2 separate regions of the Homo sapiens genome follow, and region 1 is linked to region 2. The links are chromatin loops, found by intact Hi-C in ENCODE. Cell type or tissue: sigmoid colon. All regions are shown on one strand. Links, peaks and the distances in the headings refer to the core of each region. The heading gives the core; the rest is flanking DNA. Region 1 overlaps AGPAT4 (1-acylglycerol-3-phosphate O-acyltransferase 4). Region 2 holds the start of AGPAT4-IT1 (AGPAT4 intronic transcript 1).

Region 1 (15,809 bases), core at 4,575-12,574, 94 kb before region 2:
AACCACTGCTTGAGGGGGAATTCCCGGCTCTGTCAGGTACACTCAGGAATCCGGTTGGTCCGATCAAAGCAAACCCATTTCTGAGGACTAATAGGGTCCTAACCAAAGTGGCAATTCATTAATTTAAATGAAGAAATACTTTACATGGGAATTGAAAAATAATAGTAAACCAACTTAAAAGTAGACACGTGGCCGTAAAGTATTCAAATATTTAGTGCTTTCTGCCCTGATAAGTCTGCGTGGGGGTCATGCTGGCACCAAGGCAGCCCGGTGCAGTGAGGAAATGGGCCAGGCTCGGTGGCCTGATAGGACCCCTTCCACACCCAGATCTGTGCAGACAGGCCCTCCTCGTTCCCCTCCCCACCCACCAGCTAAGGGAGCCTCCTTTTCCAAACCTCTCTGGAGTGAACAGATTAACATATCTCAAGAACAAATTGAGAGAGGCACTCACAAACCTGCTCCCACCTGGGGATTTCATTACTGTTTCCTTGACCTTCACAGTGAGTGCTGCGCCCCTGCAGTCCAGCAGTGGGTACTAATCCAGCACCCAGTCCAGCAGTGGGTACTAATCAGCACCCAGTCCAGCGGTGGGTACTAATCCAGCACCCAGTCCAGCGGTGGGTACTAGTCAGCACCCAGTCCAGCGGTGGGTACTAATCCAGCACCCAGTCCAGCGGTGGGTACTAGTCAGCACCCAGTCCAGCGGTGGGTACTAATCAGCACCCAGTCCAGCGGTGGGTACTAATCCAGCACCCAGTCCAGCGGTGGGTACTAATCAGCACCCAGTCCAGCGGTGGGTACTAATCCAGCACCCAGTCCAGCGGTGGGTACTAATCAGCACCCAGTCCAGCGGTGGGTACTAATCCAGCACCCAGTCCAGCGGTGGGTACTAATCAGCACCCAGTCCAGCGGTGGGTACTAATCCAGCACCCAGTCCAGCAGTGGGTACTAATCCACCACCCAGTCCAGCAGTGGGTACTAGTCCACCAACCAGGTCTCACTAGTATTAATTTGCCTCCTAGCATCCATCCCCACAGTTGCTGGTATTTCAAGCCTTTCTTTCCCTTTCCGTCCCTGGTGCTTCTCACTTACAGGAGGGGCCACCTTTACTTCCTTCCCAGGACCAGCACCCTGCCCTGCCTGAAGTTAGGCTTCAGCTCCCCAGCCCTGGGGGACTCTAGGGGTCCCATAACTAGTCCTGGGTGACCCTAGGGGTTCCATAACTGCTGTGTCCCTCCCTTTTATCTTCCCATCTCGCTTCTCCCTTCTCGCTTTCAGGCTCTCAAAGGTCAACAGAAGTGGGGTCAGTTATTCCAACTCCCCACCCAACTCCAGAATCCCCTTTCAGCGTTTCTTAGGGAGCCCGTGCATTCAGCCCGCAGGAATACAAAGAGGGAGCCGACCCTGCAAGTGCCTTTGAGGAGCCTGCTGCCCAGAGGGCAAGACGGAAGCCTCAGCGAGGGGTTCCCACGCAGTGGATAAGACTTGCAGGGCAGGGATGCGCGGGCACGCCAGGGGGACCACCTCACCACCCCTGCCCAGTCTGGGCTTCCTAAAATACTTCCTAGAGAAGAACAGCCCCCACGTTAGGTCTGGAAGTGGGGAGTATTGGTCCCAGTGTGCACGCTTCTCACGGAGTGCCAGAGACCAGAGGAGTGGGCCAGTGGGTGAGGTGGGACAGGGCAGGAGGCTGGAGTTTTCCTAGACCACAGAGGAATGAGGTGGGCTGGCGTGGCAGGAAGCAGAGAGAGGCTGAGCATCCTGCAGCTCTGGGAGGGGAGGCCCAGAAGAGGCACAGGTCTGAAAGCCAGGAGGGTTTGGTAACTTGTTGTATGGAGGGTGTCTTTGACGCCCTGAGATAGTAAATATAGGGAGAAAGAAGGTCACTTTCCAATCATATTCTTCCCAAATGGTCACTTATCATATTACACCTTATAAGGTGATCATTTATGTACTTTGTAATCAACATGTGTTACGCAGCACTTACTAGAAGCTGTCTGCTTTGTATAACACCTCATTTCAGCTTGCCCCCAGCCCTGTGGGTTGCCAATTATTTTCTCTAATCTAATTTGAAACTGAGGCACAGAGAGGTTAACTAACCCTCCCAAAGCCACAGAGCTAGCAATGCCTGAGCACACTGTGATTTTACTAAATATTGTAACAGAATTACATGGACTTGCATTTCATATTCTTGCCTTTCCTGAAATTTTCCTGAATTTTCTTTTAGGGTGAAAAGACTTCCCATTGTTTCAAAATGTGCAGAAACTTCCCATCACAGCCCCCCAAATCATGTGGAAATCTGGAAGTTACTTAAGACCAGATGATGTAATGAAGATGTTGTGGGGGTCACTGAAATCCTCATTTGGACTCCATCTCTAGAGGAATAATAGGGTTAAAGTTTGAGAGGAGGTCGGGGGAGAGGACCAGAGAGATATTTTAAATGTGCCTAATTCTTTTAATTATTTATATTCATTCCAATTTTTGCCACATTAGGACTTATCTCCTGCTTTCCATTCCTTCTGTCTTCCCCAATGGCTGAACTGTTGTCTTTTTCTTGTTTGTTTTTGTTTTTCGAGAGAGTCTCGCTCTGTTGTCCAGGCCAGAGTGCAGTGGCATGATCTTGGCTCACTGCAACTTCTGCCTCCCGGATTCAAGCAATTCTCCTGCCTGAGCCTCCCCAGTAACTGGGATTACAGGTGCCCGCCACCACACCCAGCTAATTTTTTGTATTTTTAGTAGAGACAGGGTTTCACCATGTTGGCCAGGCTGGGACTACAGGCATGAACTACTGCGCCCAGCCTGTTGTTTGTCTTTTTAAAGAGAGCCTGGTCTTCAGCAGCTTCTATATAGCTTTCCTCACCGGGGGAAATGCACCTTCCTTAAGCATCCAAGGTGGCTGGGAATCTTGGTGGTGGGGTGGGGTGGGGCAGGCAGGTGTGAGAAACACCCCGCCCACCGCCGCCGAGAATATGTCTGCCTTTGCTCTTTTTCCTTCTCTGTCTCTTCTGATGGTCTGATGGGTGGATGGAGGGTGGCTTGGGTCTGTCTCTTCTGCCTCTGGTCACTCGCCTTGGTGGGCCTTCCCTCGCTTTCTCTGGAATAGCCCAGGGCTTGCTTTGCTCCTCCTGGCCTCTCTTCCTCGGTCATTCCCTGCAGACAAGGACTGGCCACCTCAGCTCTCACGGCTCGCTGGCATCTTTCATCAGCACTGTTTATGACGTTATCCTCATGTTCTCCTAGAGGTTTTTTTCACTGGAGTTATCTTTTGAACTCAAAACAAAAGAGGCGTGTGAAATGTACCAGTTCAAGTCCCAAGAAGCTACCCAAAGGGTGCCCCTCACTATGAGGGTCTCACTCCCCCGTGGGACTGAAGAATAATCGGACCCAAACCTTCTGAGCAAAGGAAGAAGTGGGGTAGAGCTTGCAGTGGGTCAGAAGGGGAGAACTCAGCCCCTAAGAGCCCCAGTAAGCCTGTGTTTTTACAATAAGATGTGGAAGGAGGAACTCTAGGCTGGGGACTTTGCCCAGGGACAAGCAAACCAAGTTTTATTTGCTATGAGAGAATAATGAGGAGGGGGAAAAAAAAAAGGAATGAGCTAGTATAGAGCCAGCTGTGGAAGAGTTTGGGGTTTGGGGAGCTCACACACAGCAGTGGGAAGTAGCCCCTGTGTGGCAGGGACAGACGCGGCAGCTGGCCACCATGGCTGCAGCTCCATCACGCTTTTCAGGTCCTGGCAGCAGAGTCTAACCCATGTTCTCAACATTGCCTGCACATGAGGATCACCTAGGAAGCATTTTAAAAAGGACTTCCTGGGCCCCACCTTGGACCAACCAATTCAGGCTCATTTTTTTTTAAGTTCTATAAATGATTATGGGCTGAGAGGACTGGAACCTCAGGATAGAAGGAGGGTGGCTAGCCAGAAGAGGGTGACTTTGAAAAAAAAGAAACCCAGAGCCAGGGCCCAGGCTGTGGTGATGGCACAGTGATGATAATGATGACCACAGCGACATTTAAGATGATGTACCAGGCAAAGGTCTACGGATAATCCTCACCACCAGCCCTCGACTAGGAACTCTTCTTATCTCCATTTCACAGATGGGGAGCCTGGGGGTCAGCAGTCTTCCCAGGGCTGCACAGCTCATACAGGCAAACTGGGTCTCTGGCCCAGGAGCCCCTACCCAGGTGTGAAGGTCAATGCCTGTTCACTCTCCAGCCTCTTTGGATATGCAGCATTCACAGCTCTGTGCTAGGAAAATGCAGTCAGAAGCCGAAGGTCCACTCATAAAGAAAGAGAAAAGGAATAAAGAGGGCAAAACCAGGTGGAGGAAACCCCCTTACAAACATGTATTCCTAGAAAAGAGGTAGAGCTCAATTACTGACTTGTCCCATGTCAAATGTAGCTTACAAACACTACATGATTAGCTGGATTTGTGGAAGGTAAAATATCCCTCCGTTGGCTTTGTTAATGATGATGCCTTACCCGGTCTCAGGGTAGCAGCTACGTCCCTCTGACAGGTCCCATCATGAGTCAGCCGTGAGCCGGGCGTTTCCCTGGAGCAGTGTGGTGAATGTGACTGACCATTCAGTTCATTCATTCTATGGATATTTATTAACCACCTCTCATGCCAGGTCTGTGCTGGGAGCTGTGGATATGATGGTGAAAGACACTCAGCTCCTGAGGAAGCCTGCTTCGTGGGATGGCAGATATACACACGAAGGGAAATAGCACTTGTCAACGTCATGTGGCCCAGGACTGTGCCGGGTCTTTTCTGTTGTTTGTCTCATGGACTCGTGCAGTCAGTAAGTGGCCACATTCTGTGACAGTGAGCTTCATGGCTAATAGAGAAGGGGCCATGAGAAACAGGGAAAGATGCACCTGACTGTTCAGCGGGAGGCAGGGAGGAGAAGGAGCTGGCTTAAGCAGGGGTTGGAAGGATAAACACATGTTTGGCAAGTCAACAGTGGGAGAAAAGGGGGAGGGAAGGGCATCAGGCAGGTGGAACGGAATACACGAGCTCGGAGCACCAGAGTGAGCCCTGCTCAGGAAATTCTAGAAGGCGAAGACGTGGTTCAGTGTGCACTCCTCTAAGGAGATTTCCTGACCTCCTCATGGCCCTGCCTGGTGAAATCAGGTGTCCTAACCCTGACGTTTATTTATTTTTTCTTTTTTTTGAGACAGGCTCTCACTTTGTCACCCAGGCCGGAATGCAGTGGCTCAAACACAGCTCACTTCAACCTTGACCTCCCTGGCTCAAGTGAGCCACCTGCCTCAGCCCTCCCCAAGTAGCTGGGACTATGGGTGCACACCACCACACCCAGCTAATGTTTGTATTTTGTGTAGAGAGGGAGTTTTGCCATGTTGCCCAGGCTGAATCCTGTTTTTTTTTTTTTTTTTTTTTTTTTTTGAGACGTAGTCTCCTTTTGTGGCCCAGGCTGGAGTGCGGTGGCACAATCTTGGCTCACTGCAACCTCCGCCTCCCAGGTTCAAGTGATTCTCCTGCCTGCCTCAGCCTCCTGAGTAGCTAGGACTACAGGTGTGTGCCACCACGCCTGGTTAATTTTTAGTAGAGATGGGGTTTCACCATGTTGGCCAGGCTGAACTCAAACATCTGACCTCAAGTGATCCGCCTGCCTCAGCCTCCCAAAGTGCTGAGATTACAGGTGTGAGCCACTGTGCCAGGCCTGGCTTTTTATTTTCAAACCACGCTGCACATTCCAAGAGAGTAGCAGTTAGTCTTGGACTCTACAACTTGAATTTCTTATCTTGCTTTCCTGCAGTTTGACAAGCTCCTTGGGACTGGTCAGTGTTCATTCCCCAGGCTGGTTCTTTCATAAACGCTGTCTGCAGGAATGAAAGGCATCGCCTATGGAAAGGGCTAAGAGGAAGAGGACACTCCCATGTGCGGTGGGAGTAATGGCCCCTCCGTCTTCCTAGCAGTTCACTGAAGCCTGAAGCAGTGAGAGGCTGCTGGATCCCACTGTGCTTTTGTTAAAGCCCTGTCCCCACATGCTGTTCTTGGCTTGTTATAGTGGCACGCAGTTCACTTCCAGAGACTCCCCAGCCCCAAACACGTATAGCGCCAGGTGAATGGAAGTTTCCTCCAGTGCAACTCCTGGATGGGTCTGAGAAGGGAAGCAAGAACCAGGATGTGACTCAATGGTGAACTTACGACTCGGCCCTGGGGGTGCAGCGTGCACATAGATACCATGGAGCTAGGTGCTGACATTGTAAAAAGTGGACCCCTGTCCGGAAGACTTTCATTTTCTTTCGGCAGTTCTTAACTCTCTTCCTTGGTCACATTTGAGGAGTTGCCCTGTTGGTAAGCTCAAGGTGCCACTCAGCCAGAGAGTCCTCCTGGGCATGTGAACTGTGCGGTGACCTGGGACCCCACAGTTGGGGTAAGGCTCTGCTCTCCCTTGTTGAAATTCTTGATAGTTTTTGAAGAAGGAACCCCACATTCTCATTTTGACCAGGCCTGGCAAATGCTGTAGCCTTTCCTGCATTGAGTATAGAGTTAGTGAGTTTTCACACGTGCTGGTAGTGTGGCACATGTGTGAAAACTCACTAACTCTAGACTCAACCAACTCCAGACCGCCCTGCAAAAGACCGGGTGGCTCTACAAAAGTCCGTGATCACCAGCAACTCAAAGCATACGCGCTGCGGACAGCCAAGGTCATATTAGGACTATCTCAGTATAGAAAGGATGATTGGTGCTGTTAAAGCTTCAGGGGTGCAGAGGTCTGTTACATGGCATTGTGACCATAACTAAGAATAATGTGTATTTAAACATTACTAAAAGAATAGATTTTAAACTTTCTCATCATAAGAAAAATAAGTATGGGAAGTGATCGATACGTTAGCGAGCTTCATTTAATCATTTCACGGTGTAAACGTATATCATAACATTATGTTGTACACCATAAATATGTACAATTTTTATTTGTCAATTGAAAAGAATTTAAGGCCGGGTACCGTGGCTCACACCTGTAATCCCAGCACTTTGGGAGGCTGAGGCGGGAGGATCACTTGAGGTCAGGAGTTTGATACCAGCCTTGCCTGTATGATGAAACCCTGTCTCTACTAAAAATACAAAAAATTAGCTGGGCCTGGTGGCGGGCGCCTGTAATCCCAGCTACTTGGGAGGCTGAGGCATGAGAATCTCTTGAACCTGGGAGTGGGGGTTGCAGTGAGCCTAGATTGTGCCACTGCACTTCCAGCCTGGGCGATAGAGTGAGACTCATTCTCCAAAAAAAAAAAAAAATTAAATGCTTGTGGTAAAATAGTCCCCAAGTCTTTCACATCTAGCCATGTGATTAAACTTTCAACCAAGTCTTGCTACAACCTAGCTTGAGTAATGACTCTCTGTGGATGGTGTTTCTGTGTTTTTTGCGGGGAGTGGGGTGGGGAGGAGAAATAAGAACCATCTCCCAACATATATAGGTGGTGAAGTCCAAAGCTGAAGTTGCCCCAGATAAGAGAACTCTCCTGTTTTCTAGGACTGTGAGAGGTTATTGCTCTCTTGTGTCAATTTTAGTTGTGTTTTTTCTTTCTGTATTTTGCTTGTCTTATGATTCAAGACATGAACATAAATATACATTTGAAAATTTCCACCAAGAGGTGGAAAAGTTTATAGATTCAGAGAAGATAACTTTGTACAAAACAAAAGTCTAAAAATGGTTGTTGGATACTCTCAGGTATTTGGAGAATCTGCCAACCCGTTTGCAGGAAATTTGTTTTCAAATGGGAAAGGATAGAACAGCCTGAAGATGGGAGTGCAGTCATTTTGAGTTACTTCCGTTATTGCAGCCAAGGGAAGTCACTTTTTAGGGAAGACAATGGACGTAGAGTTTTCATCTCTGAACTGCCACTCTCAGTCTTTGAGGTCTCATGGAGGAAAAAAAGTGTCATAAGACTGGAGATAAGTAAAATTCCTTGTTTTTAAAAGTTGAGAAGTGTAAATACTAGAACTTTCATTCTGGCACGCAGGAGTTTTTTCCTTCCAAGTGTTTTAACGTAGGAAGTAATAAATGATCCCATGGAGCCAGGATGTGTGCGCCAAAACTAAATCATGTTGAGTTAACCTCACTTATTTCATTGGTACCGTTACTGGGTGAGTCAGTTGAGAAAGTGCCAGAGCAAGGGTGATCCTGTAAAGTAAACATTTGACAGACTGCGTCACCACATCCTTGTGTATATGATGGTGACCTGGGGATTGGGACCAGATGGGTTCATAGCTAATGGAACAACAGAATAAGCTTGTATTCACTTCCATATGAAATAGAAGGTGGGACTAACGCTGTCTTTCCTTTTTTTTTCTTCTCTTTCTCCTTCTTGTCCACATTCCTTTTTAATTTCCATGAAGAAAATTAATTTAAATTGACTTCTCATATTTCAAGAACCCTTTGATCATTTTTTTGATGTTGGATTTCAGCAGTTTTAAAAACTTCTGTCTTCATTTAATTTTTTAATGGCATTACTAAGATATAATTTACATACCATAAATTCACCCATTTTAAGTGTATAGTTCAATGAGTTTTGGTAAATTTGGCGTTGTGTAACCATCACCAAAATCCAGCTTAGAACGCCTCTCTCATCCCAAAAGTCTCCTCATGCCCACAGGATCCATCCTCACATGTGTCTGTAGCTCAGACAATCAGTGATCCAGTTTCTGTGTCTGTAATTTGGCCTTTGATAGGTATTGCCTATGAGTGGGATAATTCACTATGTATTGTTCTGTGTCTGGCTCTGTTCATTTAGCATAATATGCTTGAGATCCACCCGTGGCATGCATGGAGCCGGGACTGGTTCCTTCTTGTTAGTGGTCTTCCGTCCTGTGGCTGTACCATCTCTTGCTTCTTTATTCACCGGGTGATGGATATTTGGAACATTTTAGCATTCATCTAATTTTAAGTTTACTACTTTTATCCTGATCCAAAGTTCATGTTAGAAACAAGTGCTGTTTTCATTGCCACTTTCCCCCCATCTCCAACATCTCATTTAGGGCACAGGAAAATTCTTAGTAAGGACTTAGAGGAAAAGTGAAGACCTCTGCCTCCACGCCCACTGGCTAAGGTGGCTGGTCTGCAGGGAGCTCGCAACAGGCGTCTCCAACGTGATGCCAAAGGCTGACTTTTGGGAAAGTGGAAACTCTCCCAGACCTAAAACTGGAGAAAAGGCACATCCATTCTTGATGCCTGTCTTGTGGGCTTATTCGTCTCCTAGGCAGAATGCATGAAAATTTCAGTGTTGCCAAACTGATGAACCCATTTCTTTCCCTTCAATTATTTATCTCCCCACTGATTTCATTAATTAATGAAGCTTTTGGCAATCCACCAGATTTCTTTCGGGAACGCTCTTTGTCAGTGTCGACTGTGTACAGGCTGCAGGGACCGGGGGAGCCATCAGACGCCGTCTCTGCCTCCCGAGCCTGCTTCAGGGAGGACGTGTCAGCTCCGCTGTGTGGCTATCAGAGGAAGCTGGTTTCATAGCACGAGTGTCATGTCTGTCACGTATTTCAGCCCTGGAACTTCTCCCCACATTTCATGTGAACACAGCAAATGTGTTCATCCATGACACACGGCAGAGAGCAGCGCTGGTGGTGAGGAACATCAGCAGAGTGTTTAATCTCAGCTTTTCAAAGCAGCCTCACAGGAAGGAGAACAAAATATTTGATCCACCGAAGACTTTTCCCCAATCTTAGGCACAAAGCCTAATTCTTCTAGATGGTGGCGGTCGCTGCCGTCACCATGCGTGCCTGGGGTTGATTTCCTCTTGCCTGGGAAACTTAGGGTGTTAGCCAGGTTTTCGTATCCTTCCAGCTTTGCCCATTGCCTATACTCAGGATCCAGGGTAAGGGCCAGTCCTACTTAAGGACCAGTCTCCGAGATCATTTCAGTTGAGGGGGATCTGTTTTACTTCCTGCAAGTGCTGTGGTGGGCAGTAACATCCTGCCAACCGGCCTCGCCTGGACACCTTGCTCTGCCTGGGTGAGGGTGGAGTGGCTTTTTCCTGCAGGCTGAAACTCCCTGACTCCTTTCTGCAGCTCATTTCCTTCATCTAAACAGCATGTCCCTCTATGTGTTGACATGGCTGTGTGGACTGAAGGCTGACTCTGCTTATGTTTTGTCTTCTGTGGGGCCAGTGTTTTTTTCTTTGTTTTTACATACAGCTTTATTGAGATATAATTTATATACCATAAAATTCACCCATTGCAAGTGTGCAGTGCAATGGCTTTTTGTATATTCATGGTTGTGCGACCATCACCACTATCTACTTTGAGAGCATTTTTAGCACCTCAGAGAGAAACCGTACATATCAGCAGTCACTCCCCCATCCTGCCCCCTCCAGCCCTAGACAACCACAAGTTCACTTTCTGTCTCCATGCATTGGCCTAGTCCGAACCTTTCATATAAACCGAATCGTACCATATGTGGTGTTTTGTGACGGGTTTCTTTCATATAACATGTTTTTGAGGTTCATTCATGTTGTAGCATGTATCAGTAATTAATTTATTCTTTCTTGTGGCTGGAGAATATTCCATTTTATGGATATACTGTATTGTATTTATCCACGCATCAGTTGATGAACACTGGGGCTGTTTCGGCCTTTGGCTATCGAGAGCAACGCTGCCGTGAACGTGGGTGTACAAGATTTTGTGTGGATGTGTGTTTTCATTTCTCCTGAGTAGATTCCTAGGAGTAGAGTTTCTGGGTCATATGGTAATTCTAACATCAGAAGAACTACAGCTGGATGTGTTTCATTCACTTCCCAAAATCTTTTCTGAAGCGAAAGAAGCAATGGTATTTTGCAGAGGGGTCTCGGACTTTCAAATCCAAGTTCCTTTGCTCTTTGGACCTACGTCAAGCCATTATCATAGAGCTAATGAAGGAGAACTGGATGTGTGAGGTATTACAGGGAAAGATGAAGTAGCTGGGAGCAGGGCCCTGTGGTGGTGATGATCTGGAGTTTATCACAGGGAACCAGGGCCTGTCTAGACTTAGTGTATCTTTGCTTCAGAAGGGCTGTGTAACCGTATCTGGCTCTGCAATGGCCTCGGAACGATAAGAACAGCTTGCCGGGTGTGTTCTGCAGTTTGAGGCTTTTTCTTCGCGAAGTCAGGGCTGGCTTTTGTGAGCCCAGGCGCTGGATTTCTGGAGCTCTCCAGCCTTGCCAGGATTTGCTTTCTTAGAAACCAGGAAGTCCTTTGAAGACAATGATGTGAAACCCAAACACACTGGCTTTTAGTATTGAATCCATGTTTGTTCTCTAAATTGAGTCGGTATTTACAGATCTTTGAGAATTAAATGAATGTTAAAGCTTAGAACCAAGGATTAACAGAAGAAGTTGTAAGTAGCCTCAGTAAATCTAAGGATTTGCTAACCCATGCTGCTTTCCATGAGAAGGACTGAGTGGAATGGAAGCTGGAGGGTTTGTAAGAAGGCATTTTCTCCTCGATTTCCCAATACTTAGTTATTTCTTACTGTAAGCAGAGGAGTGAAAGGACATAAAGAACATGGCCGTGAGAAAAGATCACCAGGGCCACGCGGTAGAGGCTCTATAAATATTCGCTGAACGAGTTGCCTCTAAACGTATATATGTATATGAATCACTTAATATGTTTTAGTATTTCTAATTGTTCATCTTACTTTATGCCCTCAATAGTGTTATCAGTTAGGCTGATGTGAATGACAGGAAGAAGCTGAGGATCAGAGAAGGTAGGGACCTGAGCAGGTTAGTGACCAAAGAAAATAAGTCATGACTTCCCTGAGCCTCTATTTTCTTAGCTGTACAATGGGTCCACTAGTAAGTCACAGAGCTTTTTCAATATCAAGTGACATATGTTAACATACTCATGTGATCTTAAAAAATGCAGTAGAAAAGTTTTTCTTTTTTTAAAAAAAGTTAAATATATTGACCAAGTGGTTAATACTTTTGATAGAATAATTAGAAAATACAGAGAAGCATAAAGAAGAAAATGAGTATTTCCTATTATCTCACTAACCCCAAACATCCACCTGAAGTGTGAATTGTCCAACCATTTTAAAAAGCAATTTGTTAATATATAGTAAAATCAGAGGTGTGCATGTCAGAATGAGGCAGCAGTTCCAAGTCCAGTGTTCATTACTGCATTGTCTGTAGCACTGAAAACAAATTGGGAGTAATGTGAATGTCCGCCAGTATGGGAATAGATTAATTTTGGGGTAGTCATCCAAAGCAATACTCTTTGCAATTAAAATAACTAAAACTAGATATGTAACATTTCAAAATCGCAGTGTTGAATGTAGAAAGGAGCTCACGAAAGGATTCAGACATTATAAATTGCACATTGTTTGTGAATACATATGTTAAATAATACAGTAAAAGAATAAAAACATAGAAGGAAACATGAATTTCAATCTTGGGGGGTGCAATATATTTATTTATATTACAAATAAAATATTTATAATTTTTAAAATTTAAGTAGAGAGATACATATTATTTTTGCCTTTTAAAAGTTGGATCATATTGGCTGGGTGCGGTGGCTCATGCCTGTAATCCCAGCACTTTGGGAGGCTGAGGTGGGGGGAGCAAGAGGTCAGGAGATCGAGACCATACTGGCTAACACCGTGAAACCCCGTCTCTACTAAAAATACAAAAAATTAGCTGGGCATGGTGGCGGGTGCCTGTAGTCCCAGCTACTCGGGAGGCTGAGGCAGGAGAATGGCGTGAACCTGGGAGGTGGAGCTTGCAGTGAGCAGAGATTGCGCCACTGCACTCCAGCCTGGGCAACAGCGCAAGACTCCGTCTCAAAAAAAAAAAATTAAAAAAAGTTGGATCATATCATATACATTTTTTTTTCTTTTTTTTTGAGTTGGAGTCTAGCTCTGTTACCCAGGCTGGAGTGCAGTGGCTTAATCTTGGCTCACTGCAACCTCCACCTCCGGGGTTCAAGAGATTCTCCTGCCTCAGCCTCCTGAGTAGCTGGGATTACAGGTGCCCACCACCATGCCAGCTAATTTTTGTACTTTTAGTAGAGACGGGGTTTCACCGTATTGGCCAGGATGGTCTCGATCTCCTGACCTCATGATCTGCCTGCCTTGGCCTCTCAAAGTGCTGGGATTACAGACGTGAGCCACAGCTCCCAGACTCATATACATTTTTGTAGACTCTGTATTGTAAGCATCTTTGTGTCACTAAACACACTTCCTCATTGTTTTTCCTGACCCTCCTAAGTCGTTCTGTTCTGACTTAATTGTATTTTCTTTATTTTTGAGACAGAGTCTCACTGTGTCACCCAGGCTGGAATGCAGTGGCGTGATCTTGGCTCACTGCAGCCTCAACCTCCCAGGCTCAGGTGATCCTCCCACCTCAGCCTTCTGAGTGACTGGGACCACAGATGTGCACCACCATGACCAGCTTATTTTTGTATTTTTTGTCACCATGTTGCCGAGACCAATCTCCAACTCCTGGGCTCAAGAGATCTCCCGCCTTGGCCTTACAGAGTGCTGGGACTATAGGCGTGAGCTTCTGTGCCTGTCCAATTGTATTTTCAAAGAATTCTAGAAGAAGCAAAATTGCTGAATCTTCCTTTTCAGATTTTATAATTATTTTCTATTTATTCATTTATAATTGTTCACAATTTTTTCTAATTCATTTATAATATATTTGACCCTGAAGGAGCTCATAACCTAAAAGCAAAAGCAGAATTCAAGACACACAGAATTCATCTAGTTTATGAAGGAATTCCCCAAAGTTTGGGAATTCGCAACGTGAAACTTTTATTTACTTTTACCCAAAATAACCATGAATCAAGCAAATGTCTGGGTTGGAGAGAGGACTCTCCTATTACCACTGCAAGAAACGAGTCACTGACTGCCACCCACAACCCCATGTCAGAGGCCGTAGTTTTGTCAAAGGAAGGTGGTCTCGGGGCCTCTAGAGGCCTCGTTACACCCTCTACTGCTGCACACATTCCTGTTCTGGCACTTGAGTTATAACCATTAACCCACTTATGGAACTTAGTGTTCCATTATTGGAACGCTAAGCATGTGGGAATTATTTATATCCTCCTGCTCAAGGTCATCACCAAGGTCTGATTTTTCACTCATGCAAAAATTCAAAAAATTATACTCTCCAGCATAAATGGGTTAAGAAGATAATTACAATTCCCTACCATCATAGGCCTTCCATTCCCTAATCTGTAACAGGTAATGTATCCCTTTAGAAGAATCTAAATGGCTGCTCCCCCTCTCTGCTTTTGTTCCTCCTGCAGAAACTGCCCTATAGGTAGATTTGTAAACTATCAATGCCCTTATGTGTATCAAGAGCACGTCTCCCATGTTTGAATGGGAAACGTAAGGCCCGGGAAGTGGGCTTGGCATCCACCTGGCTCCCCTCATTCCCACCTGGGAATACGTTGGCACAAATGAACTTGCAGGAGCTCTCAGGCGCAGCTTCCATCCTCCCTGCGGGTCTTTAACCAGCGGCCGGACAGGCTGGTCTGTAATGCAGGGTAACGTTGTGCAGCCTCTGGGAGAGGAAGAGGAGATCAGGTGGAGAGGCCAAGAGAGCAAGGCCAAGGAAAGAGCTGGGGGCACACAAGCTTGGTGGAGCCCTCCTTTGTTCTGACCAGCTGAGTGACAGGCAGGTCACTTAACACTCTAGCTGTCAGCTTTCTCATCTATCAAAGGAATAGTTAGAGAATTGACCCCTACAGTTCAATTCATGTCTGTTTATTGGTATTCGATGTAGGAGAGACTGCATGGGAATCAATGAGGTAGAGAAGGATCTTTCAACAAATGCCTTGGATACAACTGGTTAGCTATTTGGAAATCCATTTAAATCTTCACAGAGGACTGTAACCAAAAATAAGTGTAAGATGGATTGAGTAGCTAAAAACAAAATTAACTATAGAAAAACTAGATAAAATGAGTGAACATTTATCAGTTTTCTGCAGGATAAGAAATAAGCGTAGAAGGAAGCCCTAAGTTTAAACATTATGAAAGAAATTACAGTTCTTACTTCATCGTAATTTAAACCTCCAATAAGCTAAGAATAAAAATAAACAAACTGAAAAAGTTGGTCACTCTAAATGGAATAGGCGAGATGTTATTCTATTTAAGAAAGCAATATGCAAGGGATAAAGGCACAATCAATAAAAAAGTCATGGAGGGGAAACAGCATTTAATAAATACTTTAAAACATGCAGCTTCATGGCCATTCAGAAATGCAGTTTAATGTAAGACTGTATAAAGATTTAATTTTGCTTTTCATTGTTTTTAAATGAGAATTCTTATTGCTGACAAACATGTAGTGAAATGGGTATTTATATATATTGCTAGTAAGAATATAAACAGCTACAAATATTTTGGCAATATTTGGCAATACAAGCAATTTGTCAATATTCACTAGGTACCTTAAAATGTTTGTTTCTGGAATGCAGAAATGTTGTTTCTGGGAATATATTGCAAAGAAATAACCCAAAATTCAGGAAAAAAAAAGGTTTGTGCCCAGAATTGCTAAACATTGCACTATTTATTCTTGAAAAAACACAAAGAAGCCTAAATATAATAATGAGGCAATTAGGTAATAATTATGATATGTCTAGTATAATTATGAGAAGGATATTTATATTCTAATATGGCAACTGAATATGATTTCACATTAAAGGCTAGAAAAGAGCATATAAAATAGATTTAAAATAAAATCTCAACTACTGTATATTTATTTTTAACTTTTATTTTAAGTTCAGGGATACATGTGCAGGTTTGTTATATAGGTAAACTTGTGTCATGGGGCTTCTTGTACAGATTATTTTGTCACCAGGTA
Region 2 (15,809 bases), core at 4,724-12,723:
AAGAAGGTAAATATTTCAGGGATGCTATGTTCTGAATGTGTCCCCCAGAGTTCATGTGTTGGAAACTTTTGGTTTTTTGTTTTTTGTTTTTTGTTTTTGAGATGGAGTCTTGCTCTGTCACCCAGGCTGGAGTGCAGTGGTGCGATCTTGGCTCACTGCAAGTGCAGCCTCCTGGGTTCATGCCATTCTCCTGCCTCAGACTCCCGAGTAGCTGGGACTACAGGTGCCTGCCACCACGCCCAGCTAATTTTTTTTTTTTTTTTTGTATTTTTAGTAGAGACAGGGTTTCACTGTGTTAGCCAGGATGGTCTCGATCTCCTGACCTTGTGATCTGCCTGCCTTGGCCTTCCAAAGTGCTGGAATTACAGGCATGAGCCACCATGTGCGGCTGGAAATTTAATTCCCAATGCAACAGTGTTGAGATGTGGGGCCTTTAAGAGGTGATTAGGTCATGAGGGCTTTGCCCTTGTTAATGCCATTATTTCAGGAGTGGGTCAGTGGGTTCCTGCTAAGTGGATGAGTTCAGCCGCTTTCCCTTATTTCTCTCACTTGAGTACATGCTTGCTTGCCCTTCTGCCTTCTGCCTTCCCCTATGGGATGACACAGCAAGAAGGACCTTGCCAGATGCAGCCCTCTTGACTTTGGACTTCCCAGCCTCCAGAACTATAAGAAATAAATCTCTGTTCTTTGTAAATTGCCCAGTCTCAACTATTCTGTTACAGCAGCATAAAATGGACTAAGACAAACAGCAAATACCTTATCTTTGCTTCTCTTAGATTTACCCTCGTAGGGCTCCTGGCATTGTAACGCTAGTTACAGGATTGCAACCTGAAACTCTCAACAGGTGATTTTCCCTTAACTAAACAACAGAAAGCCCTGCTTTCTCACAAGCATCTCTGTTGTGCAGCACCTGCTGATAGCTTCTGGTCGGGATGGATTGCTCAGGTGCCCACTGGTAACTTTCTGAGTTAAATTGGAGGTTCTAAATAATATGTCCTTTGAAAGGAGGTGACACTGCCCTTTCCATGGAGTGAGCGTACAGGGACAGAATCTTGTGGGAAGAGAACGAGATGGAGCAATTCCAAGATCTGCAGCCACTGTGAACTGATGGTGAGAGTGGAAGGACAGGCTGAACGTACTTGAAATGCTGCATGCCCTGAGCCCTGAGCAGTTAGAAAGCCCTGGCATTTGATGCATGATGGTAAAAAGAGGCATCTAATTTGAATGACAGACATCCCACCTCAAATGGAAGCAGCTCCTGTAGGGCTCTTCAGCACAAGAAGGGGCTGCCAGGTGGAGCTGGCTGTGCAGCTGTAGAGAGAAGGCTCTGGCTGATAGCATTGAAAGCAACCACACAGGAGAGGAAATGAAACCTAAATTCATGGAGATATTTGTAAGTCATGTGCAGTATATTTACATAAGAACATCCAACTAAAACATCAGCTGGTAAGCCATTCAACTAAAGGCAAAGCTTTTTGAGTATATGTGTATGTGTGTGTGTGTGTGTGTGTGTGTGTGTGTGTGCGCGCGCGCACGTGTGCACGCGCATGTGTATAAATGCCTAGGGGAAAAAACTATAAGACTATTTTCCAAACTGTTCATAATGGTTAACCTTGGAGAAGGGAGGGAGGTTGGGGCGGTAAAGAGGAAGTGTCTCTCGGTCAGGGTTCAATAAGAAGCTAAACCACTGGGAGATATGTAGACATCATCTCATTGGCCTTATTCAGCTGTGGGGGCTTGTTTAGCAGTCTCTGTAGGGAAGTTGTATCTGCATGTGATGCTGGAGCTTGCAGTCCACAGGGCAGGCGGTCAGGAAGGGGCGATGGATATAAACTGGGAGAGATCAAGATGTTGGAACCACCAAGCACAAGCGGGAGCCTCATGAGAATGGGCTAAAACTTGCATCAGTTCTTTTGCATCTGGCATTGATGGTGTGGATGTCCTGCAGAAGCTGGGATCTTGGTCACAGAGCAAAATACAACCACCTGGCCTGGGATTCAGAGAAGCTGGCGGGGATCCAGGGGAAGGAGGAGCAGTAGCAGGCCTAGCCGCTGCTTTGTGCTGAAGACGTGAATCAGCAGATCAGCAAAAACATGTGTGACCTACAAAATGGTGGTATTTCCTTTCCACCTTGCAAACCTCCCAAGAGTGTCTCTTGTGGTGCCCTCTAACCAGAAATATACAAGAAAGGGAAGTTTGGGAAATGTAGTCCAGGCCAGCGTAACACATCCTGAAGCTAGTTAGAGGAATTTTATATTTTCTTGTACATACTTCTGGGTTGTTTGAATCATTTTACAATGTGACTGTATAAATGTGTTTCTGTGAATTAAAAAAGAAGTGAAATCATTTGATTAAGAAAATGGGCTAGTCGTGGTGGCTCATGCCTATAATCCCAGCACTTTGGGAGGCCAAGGTGGAAGGATTGCTTGAACCCAGGAGGTTGAGGCTGCGGTGAGCTATGTATGATTGGGCCACTGCACTCCAGCCTGGATGACAGAGTGACACACCATCTCAAAAAAAAGAAAGGAAAAAACAAAAAAGGGAAATCAAGCTCTTTTATCCAGTGAGGTTCAGAGTTTAGTTGTCTAGTGAGCAGCCTGCTGAGGTGAGTGGGAAATTTGGTCTTCCCCCACCTGGTCCCAGCACCATCCCCTCTCGCTGTGCTGATGTAGTCACCCGCTAACTGGCCTCCCTATTCCAGTCTGTTCTTGTTTCAATCAGAGTGATTTTTTTTTCAGATGCAAATTGGATGTTGGTGTGTGTCTATTTAAAAATGCTCCAGTGGTTTTTATATTGCCTTTAGAATGAAATCATAAATCATAACTCCTTACTCTGGTAACCCAGAAGTCTCTGTGATGTTCTCTCTCTGGGTTTCTCTCCATCTGCCTCTGTCTCCTCCCCACCCTTCCTCTCCCCTTCAGTGGTCACAGAGCCTTTGTGTGTGATAAAATTATCAGGCATATAATAGTAATTAAAAAGCTGTCCATTTATTGATTGCCTGCTATGCCCCATGTCATGCTAGGTGCCTTGAGTCCATGCTCTTATTTAATATCCACAGCATCTCTAACGGCATTTACCTGTCCCTACTTTACAGAGAAGGGGGACATTGAGAAACATGCCAGAAGTCTCACAACTAGTAAGTGGCTCCACCGGGATCGGAGCCTGGATGTGTCTGACTCCCAAATCCATGAAGACAATATTCAGCAGCCATCCTATTAGCAGGCCTTTCTCCTTTCCCTGTCATGTTGTTTTGTGGTTGTGTAGCTGTCTTTTCCCTGGACAGTAAGCTGGAGGGGTGCCAGGATCTGATCTAATGTTTAATCATCTCCTGTATCTCGCAGAGTGCTTGAACGCATTAGGTAATCACGCGGCATTTGTTGAAAGCATCCATGTGCCAGGCTCTTGCTGAGTCTTGGAGTCGAGGCTAAGGTCGGGGTGAACCAAACAGTACAGTTGCTGTCTCGTGGCGCCCGTGCTCTATAGTAGGGGAGAGAACCTCACGCTGTGGTCACAGCTGTGATAGGGCTGTGGAGGGTACTGGGGAACATGTGAGTGGGGTAGGGGGCGGTGAGAGTGGCCTTAGGCAGGAAGGAGTCCCACAGAGAGGCATTTGGCCTGTGACACAAACGAAATGTGAGTCTCTTGGAAGCATCAGCTTTGTCTCCCTGACTCCCTGTGGAGTTGTGCTTTGGTGCTTATCTGTGGCCTTTGGCCAGTAATGGAGTAGATTGATCCTTCCCATCCTCGGGCTTGGAAAAACTCAGCCCAGCACTACAGGCATCTTCGTGCCCCATGGTAACAAATTGTCCCTCTGTCCCTTTGTCAGGCTGCCCTGCCAGGCTGCATGTTGTTACCCTAGCCCCCCACCCCACCACCGCCTTCCTGCCCCCACAACCAACTCCCAGGATGCGTCACTATTCCTTGACTTGTGCTTCTGGTTCCAGCAATGCTATGGCCTGGTGGGACAACTGAATGGGAGCTTGATATTTTCTCAGTTCCTAGAAATAGGTAGACACTTTTTATTGTTCATTTCTGGAGAAGGAAGGGGAGTGGTTTTCGTCGTTTTTAAGGAGACTGATAGCTTCAGTTTGCTGGGAACTTACAATGTGCTCTACGCTGAGCACATACTATGTGTTAGGTGCTTTATGTTCACAGAACCCTTTGGGGCAACCCCATTCCAAAGATGAAGGCACTGTCGTGTTAGGAGGTTAATTTGTCCAAAGTCCCGCAGTGCTCACTGCGTAAAAACTGGACTGTGATGCCTTCTAGAGGGCTCTGGTGCTCCACATCAAGCCTCCAGCTTCCAGCCTGGAGGAGAAAAGTTTCCAAGGACAGCCGCTTGAGCTACAACACTAGGCTTACTGGAGTCAAGGCCAAATCCACCTGCCTGTAGGGTAGGGATGGGGTGGGGAGGGAGTGAGTCCTCTGCTGCATGCATGCTTCACTAACGAGTGATTAAAAATGGGGGGCACATGGCCCAGTGCAGTGGCTCACGCCTGTAATCCCAGCACTTTAGGAGGCTGAGGTAGGAGGATTGCTTGAACCCAGGAGTCTACCCAGTAGGCAGCATGGCAAAACTGCGTCTTTACAAAAAATACAAAAAAATTAGCTGGGCATGGTGGTGCACACCTGTAGTCCCAGCTACTCAGGAGGCTGAGGTAGGAGGATCACTTGAGCCTGGGAGGTTGAGGCTGCAGTGAGCCGTGATCACACCACTACACTTAGCCTGGGTGACAGAGCAAGACTCCATCTCAAAAGAAAGGGGGAGGAGGCACAACCCTCGCAGAGCACTCAGGCGCCCACCCCTACTGAACACCGTCAACTTCAAGAGTCCATTTCAAAGTCCATCACCCACATTCAACTGTTTTTCTGGACAGTTTCTACCCTAGAGGCTTTTCCTGAGCCTGCCAGATTGGGAATAGGTTCCCTGGATGGGAGGCATCACTGAAGAATAAACTGCAAGTGGTCATGATTGCCTGAAGAAAGAATCTTTTTCTTTTCACAAGCCCCTACAAAGACTATTTCAATAGTTCTCTTCAGACCTGCTGTGGGCTGACTCTCACTCCCGCTGCCCTGCAGGTGCTGGGGCTCCTGCGGCTGGATCTGCCGTTCTCCATTCTTCCCCTGCCCTCAAGTGTCAGAAATGGGAGAGGAAAGTTGGGTATTTAATATTCTTTGATGGAGTTTATAAGTATCCCAATTAGTCATTTTCCAGGATATTAAGAATTCTATACCTCATCTCACGCTGCCTTTCAGAGCTCTGTAAACACAAGGGCATGAATTCTTGACGGATTCTGGCTTTCTGATTTATTTTCCCCCAAGATACTTAATCAAGGAGTAAGTCATTTACCTTCTCCAAGTATCCTTCTCTTCTTCCCTGGAGAATGTTGTGAAGTCTTTCTCGTGTTTCCTTCCGCTTCTGAACCCTTTCAAGGACCAAGGTCTGTGCTGCAACGATCCAGAACTTTGCCCGTAGAAGTTGCTTTCTCCCCTAGCTGGGAGGGCAGAGCCCTGCTCTCAGCAGGGCTCCCAGGACAAGGCTGCATGTAGTAAACATCTGTCTGTTGTGGTTTGTTCCAGAGCTGGTGATGCTGCTGGAGTGGTGGTCGGGCACGGAATGCACCATCTTCACGGACCCGCGCGCCTACCTCAAGTATGGGAAGGAAAATGCCATCGTGGTTCTCAACCACAAGTTTGAAATTGACTTTCTGTGTGGCTGGAGCCTGTCCGAACGCTTTGGGCTGTTAGGGGTAAGTCAGAAGTGCATTCCCCCCTGCCTCACACATTTCTCTGGTTCAGCCCCACCACTTGTCTTTTTGCTCCTGGTCATTCAGAACTTGCAGAAGAATCAACAGAGTTTCTACTTGATGAAATGGTCCTAATAAACTGCTTTTTATTCTTGCTGGGAGTCAGTCTTAACAGCTTCTTATGGGCAATCATAAGAGGTACTCAACAATTGCTACCTGCCGGCCATTTTACATATGATTCATTTATTTAATCCTTACAGCAACATGAATAGATGATGTGCCACACTCCATTTTTTAAAAACTAAGTTATATAGAGCTTAATATTCGGCTCAGAGTCACACAGCTGTAATTAGATTTGGATTTCACTCCCATCCATATTTCTTAATTCCATGCTCTACTGCCTCCTTGGCTAACAGGCAGACATCACCTCTGCATTTTGATCGTTGAAGGCTTAAGAACTTTGAGTCCATAAGTGAGAGAGTGAACTGCAAAATTCAGAATTATTCTGAAATTCTGTTTTTTTTTTTTCCCAACTAGTTTGACCTCTTGCACGTAGCTTGCATGCCTTTGGAACTGGGTCTCTTCAGTTGACTTTTGTCGTCTTCAACACACTGCAGCGTGTAGCGGTTGAGCCTGTGTCACATAGCTGAATCAGAGTCATCTGCGGTACTCAGGTATTCCGTAGGAATCACAGTGTACACAGTGTACATTGGTCTGGGGCTAGGAAAGGTCCTAAGAGTTTGCACCAGAACTTAGAGATCAGGTTTTGCACCTGGGAACAATGCCCTGTAGAACAGATACGGGGGCTGCTGAAATCACCTTGCTTTTTGGTAGCCCCTGAAGACAAAATCGTGGTGTTTAGAATATAGAAGATTGGAGACAGAGGCTATCAGGCCATGGAGGACATAGGGAACTAGACGGGTCTGGTTCCTGGAGGCAGATGAAGATAGCCTCCTGCCCACTGTTTTCTCCTTTTGTTTTCCTATTTATTCTCCCAGTGCTAACTTGATATCTTCTTGTGTGTACACGTGTGTGTGTGTGCAAATATATTTCTAGGAACAAGAGCAAACATTCTAGTAACTATCATTCTCTGATGTGGAGAACTTGGGCAGAGATCTGAGTTACAGCTTTGTGGATTTATTCTCTCTGATGAGAGATCGCCCCTTAGAATGTCATGGTCCTAACCCCGTCATGGATACCAGGGGTGAATGGCAGGGTTCTTCTCCTGCCCAGGAGGAAGGGTATGGGGAGCCGGTGCATCTTGACTGTCAGGTCACCTGTCTTACCACCTTTACAGCTAGGCTTTCTGAGGTGCCAGCGTCTCCTGGAATTCAAACTGTAGTTTAGAGGCAGCTGGTGATTTTCCAGGCTTTGTAAGTACTTTCTGGTAGTGTTCATGCTTAGAATGTGCAAACATTCATAATTCGTGGACCAGGAGTCTCTGAGGTAGAGCAGAAGGCCCATTGAACTTGGGGGTGCCTTCCAATCCCTGCTTGCCCCTTGGTGGCATTACACCCACGAGCTCACTCCGTGTGCTGTTCACCTTATTTCCGTAATTTCTAATCCTTAGGATATTATTATCCACATTTTATAAATAAACCCCCAGAGCCTCAGTTTGGCTGAGTGATTTGCCCGAGGACAATAGCTCCTAAGTCTGCTTTCAAAGCTTCTGCTCTTTCCCCTGGAAGATGTTGGGGGCACAAAAGCAGGGGCCCTGGGGCCCAAGACCTGCTCCAGAAACAGGACCCTGACCATCCTAAAACGACCCAGACCAGCTGCAGTAAGGACCAGGCTTCTAATACCTTCCTGGCTCGTGATGTGCAAAGGCCTCATTCGAGGGGTGCAAGTCACCCGCACCTTCATGGGGTTGGGGATGGAGTTGCAGGAGCTGGCAGAGCAGGGTCATGCACAGAGATGCTGGAGAAGCACCCAGATGCCCAGCACTAGCAGGCACGGGGACAGGCACAGATGAGGGAGAAGGTGAGCCCCACAACACATGCAGGGAGGGACCCAGGTCCAGAGAGAGGACATAGCCCCCAGACGGGAAGAGACATTCACGGAGCGGGAATTTAATCTCAGCACCGTTTAGGGTTTTGCTCCCAAAGGCTTCCGAATCCATGATCACTTTACAACTCTGAGCATAAGGGCGGGAGCGCTGATGGCGGGAAAGCAAGTCAACAGCACGCCCATCCCACCTGCAGCATAGGGACCGCACCTCCCCTTGATTTCATCGGTGATATTCTATTTATAGGACTTCACTCATTACTGTGAACACCCAAACAACTAATGCTGTGTGTAAGGGGGTCTGCGCCCTGCCACTGATGGTGGAGACTGTGCTTAGGATTAGAGTCTTCGGGGGCTCCACTTACAGGTGAAATAGGCAGGTCTGGGAGCCTGGGGCCAGGGCGATGCCTCTTCTCTTCTCACTGGAAGTTTGGGAGCCTTGCTCAGTGGGGGCCTTGGGTTTTCTGGATTCTTGCTAAAGTGCTTCCTTAAGCCCTGAGTCCTCTCTTCTCCAAACACCACAGAAACAGCCAGTGCCATTGTTATGCACATTCTCACAAAGCAAGGAGCTAGAGAGAGCAGGTGCCAGGAGAGGACTGAGTGGGGCAGGCACATGGCAGGCACTGGCTGGGGCGGATGGGAGCTGCCAGCCTGTACCCTCCCAGGGAACCCCCTCCCCATGTCACAGGGAACAGCTTTGCCATCTACTGGAGAGCTGTGGCCCATGACGGTGGGTGAGATGGCTGGTGCTCATCTCTGCCACCCTGGAAGGGGGTAAAGAACGGCATTGCCTTATATTCATTGTTCAGCAACATCTTTTGTCTTTAATGACCTTCAGAAAAAAAAAACAACCTCATTCATCTCTCTGTTTTTTCTTAAATAACACATGATGTTGGGATCCTTCTGGAGTCTGTGGAATTTGCTTTTTAAAGAGGAAAGGAACAGAAGAAGGTTCCTGACCAGGCATTTTTCATCCTCACCTATCACAGTCCAAGAGGAAATGAGTTTAAATTGAAGTCAATGAAATTTGCAGAAATTCACGAAGGTGGCATTTTTAAATGTAAAATTGGTCTTTTTGGGGAAAGTAATGGAATTGTCTTTTTAACAAAGAGGCTTTCAACCTTTTAAATGTACTCAAGATCCCATGAGGCCACTGCTCATTGCAGTGCCTGTCCCCAGAGGCTCTGGTTCTCCTGGGAGCCAGTGCTTCCTGGCATGTGCCAGGGCTCTGAAGGCTTTGGTTGATCTTGGAGTCACACGCTGAACCTTGCCTCCCTGGAGATGAGAGTGACACGCAGTCAGCTGGGGCACAGGTCACTAAGGTGCCCAACAAACCGTGGTGTGCAAGCGCAGGTCAGGTTCCTGAGGCTTCACGTCCCCATTTGCTTATCTTTTTCCCTTAGCAGGTCCCGGCTGGTTGCATAAGAGCATGATCGTTCAGTGTCTGGGTAGCGCCAGGCCCTGGCAAGCACACCATGAGCAGCAGCTATTATTATATTATCAATATTTATCTGCCGGGCCAACTGGGATATTTGTCTTCAGATCCTTAAAGAAGCCATGTGGATTAGTTATCCATGGCAGCGTGATGAGACCCAAAACATAGCGGCTTAAAACAACAAGCGTGTCATAAAGGTCCCCTGCCTATGTGGTCAGGAATCCAGGTGCAGCTGAGCGGGGGATCTGGCAGGGTCTCTCGGGAGGGGCTTGTGTGTGATCTGCCTCCAAGCTTGCTCACGGGTTTGCTGCCCGGCCTCCATCCCTCGCCACACAGGCTTGTTTTAAAACACAGTGTTTCCCGGAATATGGCAACTGCACCCCTGAGGTTGAGCCATGCAAGAGAGAGAGAGCGGGCGCCCGGGGCAGGAGCCATGAAGCTTCTGTAACCGGGACCCGGGAGAGACCTCCCATCCTTTCTATCCATACTGTTGGTTGGAAGTGGATCAGTAAGCACCGCCCGTGCCCCAGGGATGTGGGGTAGGGTGTGCAGGGGCGTGGGTGCCAGGAGGCCAGGATCACAGGGCCCCTTGGCGGCTGCCCACCCCACGGTGACATGACATTTGGTCTGAGACCTTCCCTTGCCCTCTTAGTAAATATGTAATACAGCTGGGCCTGAACACAGATTGAGATGTTGCATTTCTGGCCTGGCACAGTGGCTCATGCCTGTAATTCCAGTGGTTTGGAAGGCCAAGATGGGAGGATGGCTTGAAGCCAGGAATTTGAGACCAGTCTGGGCAACACAGTGAGATCTCTGTCTCTATAAACATAAATCAATAAATAAAACAAATGAAAAATAGCAGCATTGCATTTCTTTGCACAGAGAAAGGTGAGAGGAGGAGAGTGGCATTATCCCTCCTAGGCAGAGTGCCTGTGCGTGAGGGCGCCCATAAAGCCCTGTGCTGCCTCTTTAAACGAAGGATTTTCGATCATGACAACGATAGCAATTGATATACCTTCAAAATACGTGTCCAGTGAGTGTTGATTGTGTGTGGTTTCTCTAGGAGACCGTGTTCATGCAACACAGCATTATTTCACCGCCTTTACCCCAGCTTCTTCATACACATGCACTTGTCAAGGGCTCTTTGGCTGAAGAGAAGTTAGAAGTTTCCAGATATGGAGGGGTATTTTCAGCAGATATGCCCACCGCCATGGTTTTGTCAGCTCTGTAGGGTGGTCTTGCACCCTGCTCACTGCTGGCATCACCTGAGCCTATGGCAGATACCCAGTGCTGCCCGCCACCATGTGAATTCATCAGCTCTGCAGGCACAGACCTTGCACTAGGAATGGGCTGGGACGCCACCCTCTGCCTCTTACCATTCACTGGGTTTGGCAAGTGTGCTGGGATCTGGAATCACATGGATGAGGAACCCGATAATGGTGACGACCGAGGTAGCAGGCGAACCACTGGCCAGGGCAGGAAGTGGGCAGCTCACGGGACTATGGCTGCACCGCGGGTTCATACCGACTACCATCCTGGAGGTGGGAGCGCATGCTCATCTGTAAAAGTCCGGTCCCACGTTGGACACACCGGGGTCTTCTTCTTTGTTGACCAGGATCCTCTGGCAGTGTCTTTAACAAGCCAGAGTCTGATCCCACCGCTCATAAAGCCAGGGTTGTTGAAAGCTTGGGGCTTCCTCCTCCTCTGTGCGCAGCCCTCAGCAAACGGTCACAGCCTGTGCTGTCTGCTGTACACCGACTTGGTATCATCCCATGAACTGTCCCCCTTTCGTGCTCTGTGCTTAGGGCCCTCTGATGCCCCATCTGCCTGTGCTTCCTGCAACTGTTTAGCAAGCACCTATTATCTATAGGGTGCTGGGGTGCTGGGCGAGGCCAATCGCTCCTATTACTTTCTGCCCTGGGGACGTCCTGTTTTCCCACCTACCCCTGTAACGCCTCTGCTCTGCCTTCCCATCTGCGGGGCTAACGCCATCCCACAAGGGCTGGGCTGTCCGTTCAGAAGAGAAACTGGGAAGGGGCCTTGAGGACCTGTGTCCAGGCAGGGTGGACAAGGGCTTTGTGCAGGGAGCTCCTCTCCCATCTTTGTGTCCTGACAGCCGTGACCGTGACCCCTCAAAGCAGAGCCAGTAGTGATCAGTATCCTGCTGCTTCAAGCCTGCACGGTCCTCTTCTCCTCTCCGCACATCTGCATGCCTGTCAAACCCAGAATAGTTTGGGGCCTGGTAAACAGAGGGAAGTTGGCTGGAGGAGGCCAGTCAGGAGTGCAAGAACCCCGCGTACTCTGTCCCACGTGGATAAAGTCTCTAATTCCAGTCTGAGGTGAATTCTTAGAGAGTGCTTTCATTTAATGTTTGCTTTATGCATTTCCCCTGCAGCTGTGACTAATTGTGGAACAGCATACATTTTGTTTTGAGACTCTCTTGAGATTTTTCTGGCAGTGTAAGGTCTACACCATTTTCCTCTCAGCATCAGAGAAGGCAGAAAGCAAGAGAAAGGAATGCAATGTGAGCAAGGCCAGGCACACTTGTGCTACTGCAGTTGGCAAGAATGGAGTCTAATCCCAGCACTTTGGGAGGCCGAGGCGGGTGGATCACCTGAGGTCAGGAATTTGAGACCAACCTGGCCAACATGTTGAAACCTCGTCTGTACTAAAAATACAAAAAAAAAAAAAAAAAAAAAAAAAAAAATTAGCTGGGTGTGGTGGCAGGTGTCTGTAATCCCAGCTACTCCACAGGCTGAGGTGGGAGAATCGCTTGAACCCTGGAGGCGGAGGTTGCAGTGAGCTGAGATTGCACCACTGCACTCCAGCCTGGGCAACAGAGCAAGACTCCATCTCAAAAAAAGAAAAAAAAAAGAAAAGCCAGGTTTGGTGGCTCACACCTGTAATCCCATCCCAGCACTTTGGGAGACCTGAAGGTCAGGAGTTCGAGACCAGACTAGCCAACATGGTGAAACCCCGTCTCTACTAACAATACAAAAAATTAGCCAGGCACGGTGGCAGGTGCCTGTAATCCCAGCTACTCCGGAGGCTGAGGCAGGAGAATCGCTTGAACCCGGGAGGCAGAGATTGCAGTGAGCTGAGATTGTGCCACTGCACTCCAGCCTGGGCAACAAGAGTGAAACTTCGTCTCAAAAAAAAGAGAATGGAGTCTCTCACCTTTTGATGAACACACACACACACGCACGCGTGCACACAAACTGATTCATTATTTTGAGCTCCAGTCTTTTCTGCATTTTGCTATAACTAGGGACAGATTTCAGAGATTCCAGGCCCATACCATCCTCTCTTGCACACACCTTTCTTGCCAGAAGGGGTCTGTACAACAACTTACTGGCAGAGTTTAGTGGCAGAAGTGGAACACAGAAACTGAAAGCTTTCTGCTTCTCCCTTCCCACTAGACTCTGGGCACCTCAAGGCCACAGGTAATCATAACCAGCATTGAGTTCTCGGCACCTGCATAATGCCTGGCATAGGGGGCTTCTTAATCAATACCTTTGCACAGACAGAGCAGCCTTGGGTTGAAGATTCCAATCTGATGCGCTTATGCACCATACATCAGAATGGAGGCTGTGCTATGGGGAGACTTGTGGGGACCCTGGAGTGATAGGGCTGGATGGCTTGTCTTGGCTCCAGGGAACTGAAACATTTGCTACAGTGGCTCCAGCTGGTAGTCAAGAAAACAGTCAAAGGACTCAAAGGCAGGCTGTTTAGCCTGCTTTATTGTTAAGGAACATCTCACCTGTTTTTGAAGTTCCACTTAAGATACCTCATTTTATATATTTAGTAGAAATAAATGACCTTGGCTCACTTGACTAACTGGTAACCCTACTGGGAAACCTTCATGAATGACTGGACGTTTGCAAACAAAGCTGGCCATAGAGCCTCAGCCCCTGAGGGGTTCCTTGCTGGTGTTAGTGGGGGTGGAGGCGGTGCAGGAGCAGGATACCCTGCTGCTCCCAGCCATGCTGCTCGCAGCACCGGGGTTTGGAATCTTCATCTGAAGCCTTGATGAGTAGCCATTTTGGAGAAAACCTTAACTAGAATGGCCTCATTCCGATCCCTTTTCACCCCAGAGGCTGTAGAGCTTCTGAAGGTCAGGGTCAGAGTACTGGGTCTCAGGCCCTCTCTGCGTCAGCTCTTCCCAACGTCCAGGGTCTCTGCAAGGGCTGGCCCACTTGCCAGAGATGCAGACCAGGTCATGGGGCTGGCTGCTTCCCTGAGCTGTGGGGAGCCTCAGGATGGGTCGCTCAACTAGATTAGCTCCAAGCACCTGCCCTAAGACAACTCTCTCTTTCACTCTCTCTCTCCATAGTGGTTTACTCCACGTGAAAATTTTAGATTGTCTAAATATGCTTGTATCTAGACAGATCTGTTGATACATCTAACTCATCAGTAAATCCTTTCACGTTGACCTGTGAAATAAATCCAGAATTGATGAAATTAGTATATTTTCTTGTACATTCTCTCTGAAAGCTGTTGGCATCACACATGGAAGCCTCTGAGTGGCCTGGGAAAGCCATGATAGTTATAGCCTATTGAACCTTTTGCCGGGGGAACTGTCAGTATGTCTTAATAGCAGTTTCTAGTCTCTTTGTCATAAGTGAGTTAACTTGGGCAACTGTCTGTGCACAGTGACTCTTCAGTTGTGCTTAAATAAATGTAATCTATTGTTGTTACTATTACGCTAAAGCATGGCAGAGAAAATGGGTTGAATAAGGAGGTGTTCAGATACTGCTTGCTCTGGGATGAAAATAATAGCTACAAGTTATTGAACGCCCATGTCAGAGTCTCAACTTTGTGCTTTTGTAGATGTTTCCATACATTATTCAGTCTTTACAGGGACACCAGGGAATATGTGTTGTCTTCCTCATCACACAGAGGGGAAACAGAAGCTCAGAAGGATTGGGTGTCTTGAGCACAGTTACACAGCTGGGTCGTGGTAGAGCCTGGTTAGAAACAGGACTGTCTCATTCCAGAGCTTTTCATGCAGCCCTGCCAGGGAAAGAGAATTGAGTGACATTTCTTCAGTTTGAAGAAGTAAAAGCTTCTACCTTAATATTTTAACATGTTTCTTACCAAACATAGTTAACATCAAAACCTAGACATATTGATAACATCCAAAATTTTAAGGCTGAAAGATGGATTAAGCCAGTATAAAGAAAGTTATGTCTCTTCTTTTCCCTTTGATCATCAAAAACACCTGTTACCCCAGCACTTTGGGAGGCCGAGGCAGGCAGATCACCTGAGGTCAGCAGTTAGAGACTAGCCTGGCCAACATGGTAAGACCCTGTGTCTACAAAAAATACTAAAATTAGCCAGGCATGGTGATGGGCACCTGTAATCCCAGCTACTCAGGAGGCTGAGACAGGAGAATCACTTGAACCTGGGAGGCGGAGGTTGCAGTGAGCCAAGATTGTGCCATTGCACTCCAGCCTGTGCGACAAGAGCAAAACTCTGTCTCAAAACAAAACAAAACTGTTTCTGACCCAGAGCCTCACTTATATTCCCAAAGCAGATGGCGAAAGCATGCTGATGTCAGCCCCTTCTTAAAAGTGACATTGTTACAGGGATACTGTGAAATATGTTTACAATAAAAAACTGGAAAATCTAACAAAATAAAAATCACTTGTAAATGACTGCCCAGTGCTGAGACCAGCTTGGTCAGGCAGACCCTAACCCAGCGGTGCTAGAGGAATTAAAGACACACAGAAATATAGAGATGTGAAGTGGGAAATCAGGGGTCTCACAGCCTTCAGAGCTGAGAGTCTTGAACAGAGATTTACCCACGTATTTATTAACAGCAAGCCAGTCATTAGCATTGTTTCTATAGATATTAAATTAACTGAAAGTATCCCTTATGGGAAACGAAGGGATGGGGTGAATTAAAGGAATAGGTTGGGCTAGTTAACTGCAGCAGGAGCATGTCCTTAAGGCACAGATTGCTCATGCTATTGTTTGTGGTTTAAGAACACCTTTAAGCGGTTTTCCGCCCTGGGCAGGCTAGGTGTTCCTTGCCCTCATTCTGGTAAACCCACAACCTTCCAGTGTGGGTGTTATGGCCATCATGAACATGTCACAGTGCTGCAGAGATTTTGTTTATGGCCAGTTTTGGGGCCAGTTTATGGCCAGATTTTGGGGGCCTGTTCCCAACAGCCCAGCAACAACTACTGTTGTTTTTCTCTGCTTTACTTTTTTCATAAAGTCATAATAATGCTATAGACTCACCTTTGTTCCAGATCTTTTAAAAATTTAGTATTATACAGTAAACCATTGCCTAGCCATTACACAGTCATAGAAAACAAGTTTTAGTGGCTCTAAATTAGGCTCTAATTAGTGGCTCTAAATTTAGTGGCTCTAAATGTCATCTGGAATGGGCCAGAGAATGAATATTTTAGGTTTTGTGGACCACAGCGTGTCTGTCAAAAAACACTCCTGTGTGTAGCGTGAAGGCAGCTGCAGACAATAGGCACATGGACAAGAGGCTGTGTGGCCACAGGACGTCACTTACAAAAGCAGGCAGAGGAGCAGGCTTGTCCCGAGGGCAGTAGCTTGCTGACTCCTCTCTAGTGTTATACAAGATCTGGTACACACCATAACCCACG

The links. A loop is a pair of places that touch in the nucleus more often than their neighbours do. Peaks named below come from ENCODE experiments on the same cell type or tissue, not always from the same donor. Only the 100,000 strongest peaks of a DNase experiment are listed, where the experiment ranks them.
Region 1: a loop joins it to region 2, with 2.2 times the contacts of the local background. A loop is called at or near these places in 2 of 110 quality-filtered maps.

Annotation. Positions count from the first base shown.
Region 1 is chr6:161,250,253-161,266,061 of GRCh38, reverse strand. The region is part of intron 1 of AGPAT4 (1-acylglycerol-3-phosphate O-acyltransferase 4); the gene reads left to right. Among named protein-coding and RNA genes, the nearest start is that of AGPAT4, 16 kb to the left of the region's middle. In sigmoid colon, for the core only: no CTCF peak of the experiment used is centred there; a DNase peak (open chromatin) is centred at 8,131; H3K4me3 peaks cover 821 bases.
Region 2 is chr6:161,156,189-161,171,997 of GRCh38, reverse strand. AGPAT4 (1-acylglycerol-3-phosphate O-acyltransferase 4) reads left to right here. Exons shown (of 9, transcript NM_020133.3): 3 at 5,581-5,750. It overlaps AGPAT4-IT1 (AGPAT4 intronic transcript 1), which reads left to right and starts at 10,016. Exons shown (of 1, transcript NR_024277.1): 1 at 10,016-11,884. RefSeq lists enhancers at 1,376-1,485, 5,436-6,145, 9,568-10,068, 10,756-11,314, 12,720-13,219 and 3 more. In sigmoid colon, for the core only: no CTCF peak of the experiment used is centred there; no DNase peak of the experiment used is centred there.